2 separate regions of the Homo sapiens genome follow, and region 1 is linked to region 2. The links are chromatin contacts, found by Hi-C or POLR2A ChIA-PET in ENCODE. All regions are on one chromosome and are shown on one strand. Each heading gives the region's core, a stretch centred on a gene start or an enhancer-like site at or near the end of the contact. The rest is flanking DNA. Distances are from core to core; before and after follow the strand shown. Region 1 overlaps CBSLR (CBS mRNA stabilizing lncRNA). Region 2 overlaps SWT1 (SWT1 RNA endoribonuclease homolog).

Evidence for each region. A loop is a pair of places that touch in the nucleus more often than their neighbours do. ChIA-PET counts read pairs that join two places held with the same protein, here RNA polymerase II (POLR2A). Pooled maps may share reads with other maps.
Region 1: a map with no recorded cell type shows a loop between it and region 2 (7-fold over the local background). The contact joins two enhancer-like sites. A Hi-C loop is called at or near these places in 3 of 37 single-sample maps with no recorded cell type and 7 of 50 pooled maps. POLR2A ChIA-PET finds 5 or more read pairs at or near these places in 7 of 52 experiments (CD4-positive, alpha-beta T cell, CD4-positive, alpha-beta memory T cell, CD8-positive, alpha-beta T cell and 4 more).

The regions. Positions count from the first base shown.
Region 1 is chr1:185,337,268-185,341,583 of GRCh38, reverse strand. All of the region lies in intron 1 of CBSLR (CBS mRNA stabilizing lncRNA), which reads right to left. Among named protein-coding and RNA genes, the nearest start is that of CBSLR, 22 kb to the right of the region's middle. Within about 2 kb of position 2,688, at least 12 of the 41 ENCODE cell types and tissues checked have a DNase peak (open chromatin) inside an H3K27ac peak, as active enhancers do; they include CD4-positive, alpha-beta T cell and CD8-positive, alpha-beta T cell, where a contact is called at or near this core.
Region 2 is chr1:185,279,624-185,283,679 of GRCh38, reverse strand. The region is part of intron 18 of SWT1 (SWT1 RNA endoribonuclease homolog); the gene reads right to left. It overlaps LOC105371651 (a long non-coding RNA gene), which reads left to right. Exons shown (of 3, transcript XR_922360.3): 1 at 1-326. It also overlaps the pseudogene PSMD7P4. Among named protein-coding and RNA genes, the nearest start is that of IVNS1ABP, 36 kb to the left of the region's middle. Within about 2 kb of position 2,284, at least 2 of the 41 ENCODE cell types and tissues checked have a DNase peak (open chromatin) inside an H3K27ac peak, as active enhancers do; they include CD4-positive, alpha-beta T cell and CD8-positive, alpha-beta T cell, where a contact is called at or near this core.

The DNA.
Region 1 (4,316 bases), core at 1,439-3,938, 58 kb before region 2:
TCATGCTAAAGTTCCATGCCACCAAATCAAAACTAAGTTGCTTATCTGACCTTCAGAGAAATCAGGAGAGAGAGAGAGAGAATAGCCAAATTCCCAAACAGGCCAGTTTTAGCCAGCATAAGGAAATTCCCTGTTTTTAACTCTTACAAAGAAAGTAACCTGAAGTAATCTGGTGTTAACCTATGAGTCTGAGTTTTATTATGCTGTTTCCTTGTTCCTGATCAAACTACCTTTATAAAAACAGATTTTTCTGCCTTGCCCAGCTTAGCATCTATTTTTAGATTAGATAACACCTGATTCAAGAATTGCAATAAAAGCCAGTTCAATCATTTAAATTTGTTGAAATTTTGTCTTTGACAATGCTATCTTAAAAGAAAGTCAGTATACTAAAACCACCAAATTGTACATTTTAAAAGGTTTAATCCTATGTGAGTTATATTTCAATTTTTAAAAAGTGGTTAAAAAATAAATATAGGCATGGCAGTATGTGTCTGTAGTCCCACCTTCTCAGGAGGCTGAGGCAGGAGGATCAATTGAGCCTAGGAATTTGAACCTATAGAGCACTATGATCACACCGTGAATAGCCACTGCACTTTAGCCCGCACAACACAGACTCTACCTTTAAAAGTAAAATAAAATAACAGTTAAAAGTTTTAAAAAGTGGGAAGCTAAAATGTAATTAGATACTATCCTTTTTTATGCAAGTGGATAGAGGCAGTAAAATTAATACTTTTTAATTAACAAAAAAACCTAGAAATTTTCAAGTTAACCTAAGATACTACCCAAAACCAAACAATATAATTAACGTTTTTTTAAAGACAAAAGAATGAATGTCTTAATTTCAAAGTAAAAACTGATTTCTGACTGCCCAGGAAAAACAAATAAAATGACTGACATCAAGTAAGAGAACAGAAAAGCAAGACGGGGGGAGAGTCTCTAAAATGAAAAGTTTTTCTGGATTCTTGGCCAGCTATTTTTAAAGGGAAATGATTTTCAAAATCCTTAGGAGTAATTTTAAGACAATTTTTAAAATAAAGGCTATGAAAGAACTGCTGGCTCTTTTGTTCCATTACTTAGTAAATTTAAAAAACTAGAAAATTGTTTTATGAATTACCAAGTGCTATCGTTTGAATGTTTGACCCTCGAAACCTCATACTGAAATTGATCCCCCCCGTCAGAGTGGGGCCTAATGGGAGGTATTTGGATCATGGAGATGTATCCCTCACAAATGGCTTGGTGTCATCCTCACAGTAGTGAGTTATTCTATCAGTTACTACAAGAATTCCAGCAAGAGTTCCCCTGAGAGCTAATTGTTAGAAAAGGACCCGACACCTTCTCCCTCTTTCTTGCTTCCTCCTCACCATGTTATCTCTACATGGTGGCTCCCCTTCACCTTGCACCATGAGTGGAAGTTTCTTGAGGCCCTAATCAGAAGCAAATGTTGCCGCCATGCTTCTTGTATTGTCTGCAGCACCGTGAGCCACATAAACCTCTTTATACGTTACCCTGCCTTAGGTATTGCTTTACAGCAACACAAAGATACCAAGTCTGTGTTTTATAAATTACCACATCAAAATAATATGCAGATCTAAGTAAATGAAATTGCCTCCAAGGTTATCTAAAGCCCTACAAGAGTGTTAAAGAAAAAAAAATTCATGACACTTATTAAAGATGGTAAGGAAGACTATTCAAGCGGGGCAGGATGGCGGGCGCTATTACAATGAGGTTTTTGTTATCAGGGGAACGAGATCAGGTTCAACTCCAAGTACAACAAGAAAAAGGGGGAATTTATAGACAGGGAGCACAGTGCAGGAGTAGGTGGATGGAAAATTGCCAAGAGAAAGCATCAAGGGTAAGGGGATTCTCTAGTTAAACAAACATAATGGGATTCTTGCTGAAGGCAGGTCAGGGTGATCTGATGTTACGTAGTGGATGGTGGAGGATGAGAATGTTGATCAGATTTTGAGGATGATCAGATATTAAGGTGGGAGATTCTGGCTAAACTGATTCAGCAGGATTCTTGCTAAAATTGGACACTTGGGGGACTTGCCCAAGGTCACAGAAGCCTGACTAAGTTTTCGTCAAGGGGAGACTCAGTAGCACAGATACAGCCCTAAAAAGGCACTATTACAGATATGGCTGTAAAAAGGCACTGTTTCTCTCATTAAGTTGGAAACCACAAGCAGGAAATGGTCTACAAACGCTGAGGTTTCCTTTCAGATCCTCCTTTCAATCCACGAGCTCAGCTGACCATGTCTTATGCAACTAAGAAAGTTTTTGTGGCAGGAACAAAAGTTAATTTAGGGATTAGGAGTATCCCAGTCTGGCTCCTGAGTCTTCTGCTACCTGAGTTATCTGTAACAAGGTCTTCAGGAAGACAAACTTATAAAGGTAAGCCACTTGGTACATTGTAAATATTCAACAAACATGAAGGCCTAATCTAAGAGCTGCAATCAGATCTGCGTGGGCACATCCCAGACTCAACTGGAGTAAGTGGAGGGGTCTAAAGAAGTGGTCTTCAAACTGGGGTACTCATAACTCTGGGGATATAAAGACCTTCCAAGGGTTCACAGGCATGGATAGCTTAAACAGAAGCAATGTTCAAATCCCCAGCTCCCACGTGTCCTCTCATAACACTGCTCTACAGAAGAGAAGTCTGCAGCGGCCTGTGGTTCCCTTTCCCACATCCTCTCTCGCAACCAAAGGCCCTGCAACCATTTTGTAAAAGAAAGGGAAGGCAAAGCCCCACTGGGACCTAAGCTTCCTGTGTGCTTGCTCCAGGGGTAAACACCTCTGGGCCACCAAGCAGAGGGACCAGGGAATGGAGATTTCGGGAGAGGTAGGGCAAGGTGAAGAAAGCCAAAGCAAGGCTCCATGCCTTTACCCTGATTTTCTCTCCCACCCTCCCCAACATTGTGTCTCTTACATTCAGAAGTGAGGTTGCACAGACATGCATGTAATCACATTTATTTTCAGTAAAAATAAATAAATAAAGTCAACTTTTTCCTGACAGAAACAGCCAGTGTAATTTGATGCAGATAATTTGCTCTATGAACAATTTCTGACCTGAGACAAATCTGAAACTCTGTGATTTTAAGGAAAAGGTATTTAAAGCACGAAGATAATACTGTTAAATAAAAATCACAAGAGGCCATTGTTTTGGACTAAGTTTCTGCACCAGGCCTCAACAGACCAGATAAAAAATCAGAATGGGATCACTCATACTAAAGTTCACTTCTACCAAACTCAAACTAAGTATTTATTTGACCTTCTGAGAAATCAGGAGAAAGAGGTAACAGCTGATTTTCCAAACAAGCCAGTTTAAATCTTCAATCAGTACGAAAAACTTCTACTTAAATCCTTACACATATAAACAGTTAAAAGTTTTAAAAAGTGGTAAGTTAAAATATAATTAGATACTATCCTTTTTTACGCAAGTAGATACAGAGGTAGTAAAACTAAAAATTTTTAATTAACAAAAAACCTAGAAATTGTCAACTTACCCAAAGATAGTACCCAAAACCGAACAATATAATTAACAATTTTTAAAGCCAAAAATGAGTGTCTTAGTTCCAAAGTAAAAACTGATTTCTGACTGCCCAGGAAAAACAAAATGACTGACATCAGGTAAGAGAACAGAAAAGCAAGAGAGAGGAAGATTCTCTAAAATGAAAAGGTTTTCTGGATTCTTGGCCAGCTACTTTTAAAAGGAAATGTTTTTCAAAATACTTAGGAGTAGTTTCAAGACAATTTATCTTTTTTTCTTTTTTTAAATAAAGGCTATGTAAGAACTGTTGGATCTTTTGTTTCATTACTTAGTAAATTTGAAAAAACACACACACACACAAAAGAAGTAGCCTGATGTTAACTAATCAGTTCTCTGTCTCTTTTTTTCTTTTTTCTTTTTTCTTTTTTTTTTAACAGGGGTTCTTGCTCTGTCACGCAGGCTGGAGTGCAGTGGCATGATCGTAGCTTGCTGTAGCCTAGAACTCTTGGCTTCAAGTGATCCTCCCACCTCAACCTCCTGGGTAGCTGGGATTATAGATGGGAGCCACATTTTTTTCTATTATTCTGCTTCCCTGTCCTGCCTTACAGAAAAGTAGCTGTGGAATGACTAATATCCTCTTTGCTCTCTTCGTTTCTGCTTTCTTCAGCCGTCCTCTGCCTACAAAGCTAACTCCTTCTGCTCAGCTCATCAGAACACTTATTATATTTTATGGAATGAAGTGTTGCCCAATTCTAGAACTACAATACAGCCAACTGAGCTATTTAAACTGTTTGTTGTAATTTTGTCTGTTGACAACATAAAATAGATC
Region 2 (4,056 bases), core at 1,035-3,534:
GTTGTGATGAGTTTCAGAGCAAGAAAAACAGTTTGGTTTGGTATCCGTCTCATACAGTCAGGTACTTTGAGGCTGATGTCACAAACTAGTTTATTATCTCATAAAGGAACAAACAAACAAACAAACAAAAACCTTACATACTTGCCTAACAAACATGTCAAAACACTTTATCAAGAACTTACAAGACAGAAAAAAAAGTGAATTAAATGCTGTACCTAATTTCTCATAAAGATAGAAGATACTGCACAAGATATTTGTTTGGTAATGTTTGATAATCTCCTTAATTTACCATCCTGGATTTGGAGCAAACTCCTCATCTGCTCAGGGTAAGCAGTGCTCAGACACTCTACTGGCAAGAGCAAAAGCTACTTCAAAGAGTCTAAAAACTGGAGAAGAGAAAACACCAGCTGAATTGCAGATATAAGCACCAAGGTTCTTCTGTGTCTTATGGAATTCACTTTTCATCAAAGCTACTTTAATCTAAAATCTTAATTCCTTGCTTTATTAGAACCCATCAGTTTTATGTTCTTGAGCTACTTAATTGTATCCATATGCCAGGAGGGTGGCATACCCAACTCCATGGGGACAGAGGCTCCTGTTTGGGACTTTCCTGAACCTCACTCTATGTATCTCCTCTTCATCTACCTGTTCATTTGTATCCTTTAATTTATCCTTCATAATAAATGGGTAAATATAAGTAAAATGTTTCCCTGAGTACTATGAGCCACTCTAGCAAATTAATTGAACCTGAAGAGGGAGTCATGGGAACCCCCAATTTATAGGTAGTTGGTCGACCTGGAGGTTGTGGGGTTTCCTACTATACTCTCATATACTCCACTCAACAATTCTGACCCCAGATGTGTGTGGGGTTTTCTCCACACAGCACGCAATTCTCCAGTGAACACCGACTCGGTGTACTATAATTCAATTCAATTCTGACACTATCTGGAGTCAGAGTCAACTCCCACAGGTTGCGGGCTCATCAAACAAGACTGCCCCCCACTTCAGACAACAACTACAAGTAACAGTTTGTCACCTCTACTTCTGACCAACTGGCTTATAAATCAGGAGGGTTCCCACAACAACTCCCTCCTCAGGTGTAGTCTGCTAGGACAGCTCACAGAACTCAGGGAAATATTTATGTTTTACTCATTTTTTATAAAATACTTGATATTACCAAGCATATGTTGGAAGGGGCTGGAGCTTCCATGCCTTCTCTGTGTGTGCCGCCCCCCAAGAAGCTACATGGGTCCAGCAACCTGGAAGCTCTCTGAACCTGGTAGTTCAGGGATTTTTTTTTTTTAACCAAACCATTTAATTGTGTCTTCGAAGGTAAACAAAATATAAAGCTGGATCCCAAGCCCTAAGAATGCCAGAACTACACGTAGATCCAAAATGTGGTGTGGTTTTTCTCAACAGAGTTCAAAAGGGTCAGAACTCAAAAGTGTTAAAAGGCAGAGAATGGGTGGAATTCATGCACTCTGTTCAGCAATTTTGTAAATTACCAGAAATAGACCCCAAGAGTCTTTTACGGTGGGGAAAAACTCAACTCCTGGTTTTACAGGTAAAGAATGAGTACCAAAAATGTTATGTTGACTTCTCTTAATTTTTCTCACACAATCTGAAGCCAGAGCTGACTATTACATCCTCAACTCACAGCAATTGAAACTGCAGTATTAGGTACAAGATCAGTCCCTCTATCCATTTGCTTCCATGTAATGCCACAGCAAGGGTGGCCAGAAGCAGAGGGTTGTCAATAGAACAGCTTTTCAAAAAGCACTAAAAGCAAGCAAGAACCTTCTAGCAGCACACTGATTTAGTTTATTAGGTTAATTTACAAATTTTAAAAGCTACATGTTTTACTTTTTCTCCTTTTTCTCTTCTTTCATCACTGTTTATGTTTTCTTTGTCTTTCTCTCTGTCTCCTTTTCTATCCTTTTTGTTCTCTTCTTTTCCTGTCCGTCTTTCTTCTCTGCACCCTGGTTAGCAATCTTGTTGTTGATGAGGCTGTGCAGGGCAACCAAAAACAGATCAGCAAGGCCAAGTATATCACCTCCATTTGGTGGTCGGTCTTCAGGTGAAAGGCCTTGACAAACTCATCAGGGCTGACATCTGGCAGCAGGTTGAAGACATCCTACAGCAGGCAGATGATCTGATGGTTTATGGGTAGCTTGCCTGTCGCTACTTTTACCCTTCAAGCCATGCATAGACCTGGTTAATAATCTGCTAGGAAAGAGTACCCACGGTAGTGTCTTTGATGTCTCATAACAAGTGTTTGACTCTGACTTCCTCAGCTTCCTCTGCTCCAGTTTCACAGTCACATGCTCAAATGTTTTTGTGGTTGTAGTTCTATCAACATGAACTTCTTCCACTGTATATGTTTCTGTAACTTCTTCCACAATATATGCTTCTGTGGGCAGGCTCAGGTCCTTGGGTTTCACATCAATAATGACCAAAACAAGAGTTAGGGCAGCATCATTTCATTACTTCATTGATGGCAATGGCATTCTTGTAAAGTTTATGGCCTGTGTGGTGCCACCCAAATATTCTTTCTCTGGCATTTATTTACCTTCTTAAACAATCCATAAATGTTTTCCAAATAATCTTGGTCTAAAAATCAGATCATCTTTGTCATCTTCATAAAAAAGGACTTAGTCATCATCATAAAAAGGGACTGAAAACTCTTGGACATATCAAGTATTTTCTTTTGCCATGACCCCAATAGCACACCAACATGCTTCTGGTTTCCAACCTCACCAAATTAGCTGAAGTGATCCACCACACTGAGAAGCAACAGGGGGTAGACCACCACCTTCTGCACCGCCAGCTCTGGCATCACAACACACCCCAACCCTCAAGTCCTGGCTCCCTGCCACTCGCCAACACCAACAGTGGCAAGAACTCTCTCAGCTCCTCCAGGCCCAGCTTCTCCTATTCCAGTTTGGCAGCTACTGCCAGTTCAGGGATTTTTATGGAGGAGGCTTCATCCTGTAGGCATGATGGATTATTAACTCAACCTGGAGCCCCTCTCCCCTTCTGAGAGGATAGGGGGTAGAGCTGAATGTGTTAAGCTTCTAATCATGGCTGGGTCCTTCTGGTGACCAGCCCCCATCCAGGAGCCCACCAAGAGTTGCCTCATTAGAGCAAACGATGCTCCTATCACCTAGGAAATTCCAAGAGATTTAGGAGCTCTGTGTCAGGAAACCAGGTTAAAGACCAAAGATTAGAACAAAAGATTATCCCAGAAGTCCTATCTAGGGTTTTAGGAGCTCTGTCTCAGGAACCAGAGTCAGCGACTGTCATTAGTCCGTTTTCATACTGCTATAAAGAACTGCCCAAAACTGGGTAATTTATAAAGGAAAGAGGTTTAGCTGACTCACAGTTAAGCATGGCTGGGGAGGCCTCAGGAAACTTACAATCATGGAGGAAGGGGAAGCAAGGCACCTTCTTTGCAAGGCAGCAGGAATGAGAAGTGCTGAGTGAAGTGGGAAGAGCATCTTATAAAACCATCAGATTTCAATGAGAACTCTCTACCATGAGAACAGCATGGGGGAAACTGCTCTCATGATTCAATTACCTTCACCTGGTCTCTCCCTCCAAACGTAGGGATTATAGGGATTACAATTCAAGATGAGATTTGGGTGGGGACACAAAACCTAACCATATCAGGGCACAGATACACTTCTCATTATTTCACATCTCCTTATTGCAATAAATATGGTGTGGCACATCAACAGTTTCCTTGTTTACAACTAATGCTTTAAAAAAAACAAAAACAAAGATTATCAAATTCAGACAATTTAAATAATTGTCTTAAACATTAACTGTCCTTCATATTCCCAAAGGGAGTCATCTATATGCAAGTTAAATCATTCTTCTGTTTTCACCTCTGAGTCACAGGGAAATGGTGTCACCTTTCATCTTCCACAATTGGCCCCATATCTAGTATGAACCAGTGAAACCAAAAAACCCTCTCTCTTTTGGCAGCTTATTTGAAAATTTTAAGTTGTGGAGCACACCAGAGACAAATATGGAAGATACTGTGTACTCTAAATA